Regions from separate parts of the Mus musculus genome. Here region 2 is linked to region 1. A link is a loop called in an ENCODE intact Hi-C map of the cell type or tissue named here. Cell type or tissue: gastrocnemius. All regions are shown on one strand. Links, peaks and the distances in the headings refer to the core of each region. The heading gives the core; the rest is flanking DNA.

The links. Hi-C counts contacts between places; a loop is a spot of excess contacts. Peaks named below come from ENCODE experiments on the same cell type or tissue, not always from the same donor. Only the 100,000 strongest peaks of a DNase experiment are listed, where the experiment ranks them.
Region 2: a loop joins it to region 1, with 2.0 times the contacts of the local background. A loop is called at or near these places in 10 of 42 quality-filtered maps.

The regions. Positions count from the first base shown.
Region 1 is chr6:115,802,108-115,805,020 of GRCm38, forward strand. It overlaps Cand2 (cullin-associated and neddylation-dissociated 2 (putative)), which reads left to right. Exons shown (of 15, transcript NM_025958.2): 15 at 1,530-2,913. The coding sequence ends at 1,757. Among named protein-coding and RNA genes, the nearest start is that of Snora7a, 4.5 kb to the right of the region's middle. In gastrocnemius, for the core only: a CTCF peak has its summit at 1,529 (motif pointing left); a DNase peak (open chromatin) is centred at 1,558; H3K27ac peaks cover 438 bases.
Region 2 is chr6:115,726,090-115,729,002 of GRCm38, forward strand. No RefSeq gene overlaps it. Among named protein-coding and RNA genes, the nearest start is that of Gm24008, 3.7 kb to the left of the region's middle. In gastrocnemius, for the core only: a CTCF peak has its summit at 1,210 (motif pointing right); a DNase peak (open chromatin) is centred at 1,216.

The sequences.
Region 1 (2,913 bases), core at 164-2,663:
GGTGCTGGCCTGGGAGAGGGATCCAGGGTATAACACTCCACATACTAGCTTCCCCACACAGTCTATGCAGATCCCAGTAGGGAGCAGGGCCTGCCTCCTATGGTTGATTGATTGGCTAGCTACTCCTGCTACTACAGAGCAACTGCTAACACAGAGTGCAAGGTCTTCTGGAAAGTTGTAATATTGGGAACAGCCTGGCACACTCAGGGTCCTGGTGGAGACCTGTTGAATGAAAGAACTCTGTATGTGTGTGAGTGTGTGTGTGTGTGGTGTTTCTGGAAAGTTGTAATATTGGAAATAGCATGGCACACTCAGGGTCCTGGTGGAGACCTGTTGAATGAAAGAACTCTGTGTGTGTGTGTGTGTGTGTGTGTGTGGTGTTTATGTGTTGTGTATCTGTGGAGGCCAGAAGTTGACTTCAGTGGTCTTCCTTGATCTCTCTCTGCCTTCTTTCTTCTCCTTCCCCCTTCCCAGACATGGTTTCTCTGTGTAACCCTGGCTGTCTGGGAACTCTAGAACTGACATCTGACTGCCTCTGCCTATTAAAGGTGTGCCCCACTATTGCTAAACTGGGTGACCATGAGCTGCAGGGATCTGCCTGTGTCTAACACCCACCAACTTCCACATCCAGCTCTTGTGTGGGATCTGAACTTGGGTTTGTACAGCAAGTACTTCACCACTGAACCATCTCCCTAGTCCCTGATTGGAGTTTTAAGATTTACTCAAAGGACCAAGAATTTCAGTCTTTAGGCAAGACTCAGAATAGTGGTTTTGTTACCCTTTTTTAAAAACAAACAAACAAACAAACAAACAAACTGTTCTCCAGGTTAGCATCAAATTCCTGAACTTAAGTGAGTCCTTCCTCCTGTCTTGCTTTCCATGTAGCTTGTGTCTTGAGGCACATATTGTTATTTTTTCATTTTCTTTGTGTGTATGTAGGGGATATTGGGGGGGGGGGGGGCGGGGACGACAAAACACAGACACTCTGGTAGCCCAGCCTGGCCTTAAACTCAGTATACAGCCAAAGGTGACATGAATTTCTGGCCCTGATGCCCTTGCCCCCAAGTGTTGGGAATACCAGCTGTGTAGTACAGCAGATTGGTGGATGCTGGATCAGGTCCCCTCTTCCCTACTCAGATGTGGATATCTAACTCAGGACTTTGTGCGTGCCAGGTGAAATACTCTACCAACTGAGCCACATACCCAGCCCCAAAGTTGTGATCTTCAAATAGCAGCACAGTAGTAGAAAAAAAATGAAATCTGATTATGCATCAGATTGAAATTAGGCCTTTATTTGAAACCTATGTTTAAGGCGGGCGTGGTGGCGCACGCCTTTAATCCCAGCACTCGGGAGGCAGAGGCAGGCGGATTTCTGAGTTCGAGGCCAGCTTGGTCTACAGAGTGAGTTCCAGGACAGCCAGAGCTAAAAGAGAAACCCTGTCTCGAAAAACAAAAAAAACAACAAAAAAAAAGAAACCTGTTTAGAATGGGTAACAGAGACTCAGTAAGGACACTGTCTCCCTCTGCAGGTCAAGGCTGGTTCTGTGAAGCAGGAGCTGGAGAAGCAGGAGGAGCTGAAGCGCTCAGCAATGCGGGCAGTGGCCGCCCTGCTGACCAACCCTGAGGTGCGCAAGAGCCCCACTGTAGCTGACTTTTCCGCCCAGATCCGATCCAACCCAGAACTCACCACCCTCTTCGAGAGCATCCAAAAGGACACAGCCTCCGGCCCCAGCACGGACTCTATGGAACTCAGCTAGCTGCCCCCAACACAAGTCTCCCTTCTTATCCCAATAGGCCTTGGCCTCTTCTGTCCTTCCCTGTCAGCCTCAGTGCCTTTGCTAGGGCCCCCTGCTCACAGCCCCAGTGCCAAAGCCGGGCCCACCAACTCAGGACGTTCATTCACGAGCGTCATGTCCCACCACCTTTACACTGCACCCCTCCACTCACTTAGGAGCCAGAATTGGCCTATGCCCAAGACCAGAAGGCAAGCAGGGGGTTGACTTCCTACTTCACTTACTCTGAAGTCCAAATGTCAGTTAGCACCCTGAACCTAGCCATGGGTAGGGTATGTAGAGCCCATACAAGAGAACCAATTTATACTTAGTGCCTCATTAGTTAGCAGAGTGAGAACTGTTTACAGGGAAGATAGTGTGGCTCATTGGCCAGGTGTAGGTCCACTGTCTCAAACATCCCTAATCCCATCACCCAGGAGTGTAACAGTCGGCTTGTGCTCTTCCCGACTTTGTAGTTAGTACTGAAAATTTAAGTATAAATGACAGGTTTTGATTTTTAAGACATTGTTTCTCTTTGTAGCCACATATGGCCCAGACTCAAATCCACCTGCCTGGAATTAAAGCCAGCTGAGGCCAGTTATCTGAGTTAATAACATATACAAAGCTCTCCTCACAGGATTCTTATCCATATTGATTCAGTCCTGGAAATAACAAGGCCGATGGCATAGACCTGTTATCCTAATTCCTTAGGAGGCTGAGGCTGGACCACACACTCAGGTCGTAGTGAACAAATTTAAGATCTACCTAAAAGCAACAGGGCAGGATAGCTCAGTACCACGCCCTCCTGGTAGCAACAACTTTCTAACCTGTCCTAAAGGACCCTATGCCTTCGGGCAGACATATATACAGGCAAAACACCAAAGTTTAAAATAGCTCAGTTGTAGAGCACTCTCCAACACTACAGCAAGATGATAAAACCTCATTTCTACAATGAGAACAAAAGCTTAGTAATAAAAAGGCTGGGATGTCTTTCTCTCCAGTCATTTAAGTGTCACCCGTGACAGTCAACCCTTCTGAACTCCATTACTGTTTCAAAAGAACAGCGAGCCAGAGATTGGCCTAGATACAGATGGCACTGCCCTTGTAGTGTCCCACGTGGCAGAAGTATTTATCAGTCTCA
Region 2 (2,913 bases), core at 209-2,708, 76 kb before region 1:
TCTATAGCCCAGCTGGCCTAGAACTCACAGAACTATTTCCTACCACTGCCTGCTAAGTGCTGGGATTAAAGGTTTCTGTCACACCTGGTTCTTCAATTCTTTTTCTTCTTAAATTTTAAAAGGTTTTGAGTTTTGTATGGACTTGTGAGTATGTTCATGTGTGTGCACAGTTTTTGTTGTTGTTGTTGTTTGTTTTTTTTGTTTTTTCGAGACAGGGTTTTTCTGTGTAGCCCCAGGTGTTCTGGAACTCACTCTGTAGACCAGGCTGGCCTCGAACTCAGAAATCTGCCTGCCTCTGCCTCCCAAGTGCTGGGATTACAGGCGTGCGCCACCACGCCCGGCTGTGTGTGTGCACAGTTATGCACAGCAGTCTGAAGTCAGTCTCTTTATGTCAGGGACAGAGTCTCTTACTAAGACGAGGGGCTGACTGGTTACCCAGCTGGACGGTAGGCACCTGTTTTCTCCCCACCCCCGAGGGCTGGTACTACATATCACACTTTGCTTTCTATGTGGGTGCTGGGATCAAATCTGGGGCCTCATGGTTATCTGGCAAGCATCTTACTGAATGGACTATCTCTTCAGACTCTAAAGTTTGTTTGTTTTGTTTTATCATTTTTATAATTTTGGCATTTTGAAATAGGATCTTGCTATAGAGCCCAGGTTAGCCTCAAGCTAGTGACTTTCCCGGCTCAGCCTCCTGAGTGCTGACTATAGGTCTATTCCTACAACTAGCCTATTGTGAACATTTCTGTTGTGAATGCAGGTGTCCAAATAGTTCTTTTTTTTTTAAAGATTTATTTATTTATTATATGTAAGTACACTGTAGCTGTCTTCAGACACACCAGAAGAGGGCGTCAGATCTCATTACGGATGGTTGTGAGCCACCATGTGGTTGCTGGGATTTAAACTCCAGACCTTTGGAAGAGCAGTCGGGTGCTCTTACCCGCTGAGCCATCTCACCAGCCCCAAATAGTTCTTAAAATATCTTTTGCATATATTCCCAGAAGTGAAGCTTCTGGGTCATGTGGTAATCCTATCTTAAATTCTTATTTTATTTCTTTTTAGATTTTAATAAAAGATTTAAAGAAATAATTTTATTTCTTTTTAGATTTGTTTTCTGTGTATGAGTGCTTTGTCTGAATGTTTGTCTGTGTACCACATGTGTGCCTCATCTATCCTTGGAGGTTACATGTGTGCAGTGCTGGAAGAAGCCAGCAGATGGCAGCAGATCACCTGGAACTGGAGTTACCAATGTCTGTCAGCAACCTTATGAGTGAGTGCAGGGAACTGAACCCAGGTCCTGTGCACGAATAACAAGTGCTCTTAACTGTTGGGTCATCTCTCCAACCCTATTTCATTTTTAAAGTTTTTTTTTTCATTCTGATTTATGTGACAGTGTTCATGCAGACCAGAAGTCACTGAAGATACGACAGCTGTGAGCTACCATATTGGTGATGGGAACTACCTTAGTTACTTCTCTATTCCTGTGATAAGACGCCATGCCCAAGACAATTTACAAAAGAAAGCATTTAGTTTGAGCTTACAGTTTCAGAGGATTAGAGTCCATGATGGTGGGGCAAAGGCATAGTGGCAGGAGCTACCTGAGAGCTGTGTCCAAGTAGGAGGCAGAGAAATGCACAGTGGGAAAGGTGCCTGGCTTTTGAAACCTCAAGCCTGCCCCCAGTGACACACCTCCTCCCCCCCAGGCCACACCTTCTCATCCTTTACAAAACACTAAACACAAGAGCTTACAGGGGCCACTGTCATTCAAATTGCCACCACGGAGCTGAACCCAGCTCCACTGCAAAAGCAGCCCCTTCCTTAACTACTGAGCCATCTTTCCTAAGCCTCAATTATTTTTATAGTCTTACTCTGGTCTCACCTTCTGTGTGGTTTTTAACTTTTTAACTTAGATTGCAAAGAAATAGGTTCCAGCATCTTTTTTGTTTTTTTCTCCTAAAGAAAAAAAAGAAAAGAAAATCTCACTAAGTAGCCATTTCCAGTTTAGAACGCCCTATGTAGACCAGACTAGCCACCAGCTTGCAATGACCCTCCTGCCTTTGCTTCCTGAACACTGGAGTTACAGACACATGATGACATGTGTGGTCTCCTGGGGTGTTCTCTAGCTTGCCATGGTTGCCCTTGATATAAAGTCTATAGCCGAGTCAGCAGGAAAGCACAGGGCCAGGCTTACATCCCGGAGGTTGATCCCCCTCCATCTCAGCACTCAAGACACAGAGGCAGGTGAATCTCTGTGAGTTCCAGGCCAGCCTGGTCACCAGAGTGAGTTCCTGGTCAGGCAGGGGGCTGTACCACCCCAGTTATCTTTTTGGCATAGGATCTCATTCACCTAGACTGTTCTTGAACTCCCTATGTAGCTGAGGCTGGCCTTAAACTCCTGAACCTCCTGCCTCCAGTTCCAGAATGCTAGGATTACCAGCACGCAAAGCCATGCTCAGTTTGTGGGGTGCTTGGGATAAATCCAGAGCTGTGTGAACTTGAGGCAAGTGCTCTAACCAAACCAGGCCTCTAGCATTCACACACACACACACACACACACACACACACACACACACATTTGGTATTTTTTACAAGAATGTTTGCTACCCTCACCGGTGTAGAAGATGTCTGAATTTTCTGCAAGCCACTATACGTACATTCTCGGTTTATACTCTATGCAATTGGATAAGCACTCACCCCATCTAGATGGATTCAATGGAATCTCCAGATGTGTTCTCATGCTCAAGAAACCTAAAGGAACTGTAAGGCTATACAGCTCAGCTAGTAACAAGCTCACCTACCAGGCACGAGGCATAGGGTTCAAGGCACTCAGTACAGTAGTACAGTAGCACATACCTATGATCCCAGCATTCAGGAGGTGAAGGCAGGAGGATCAGGAGTTCAACATTAGTC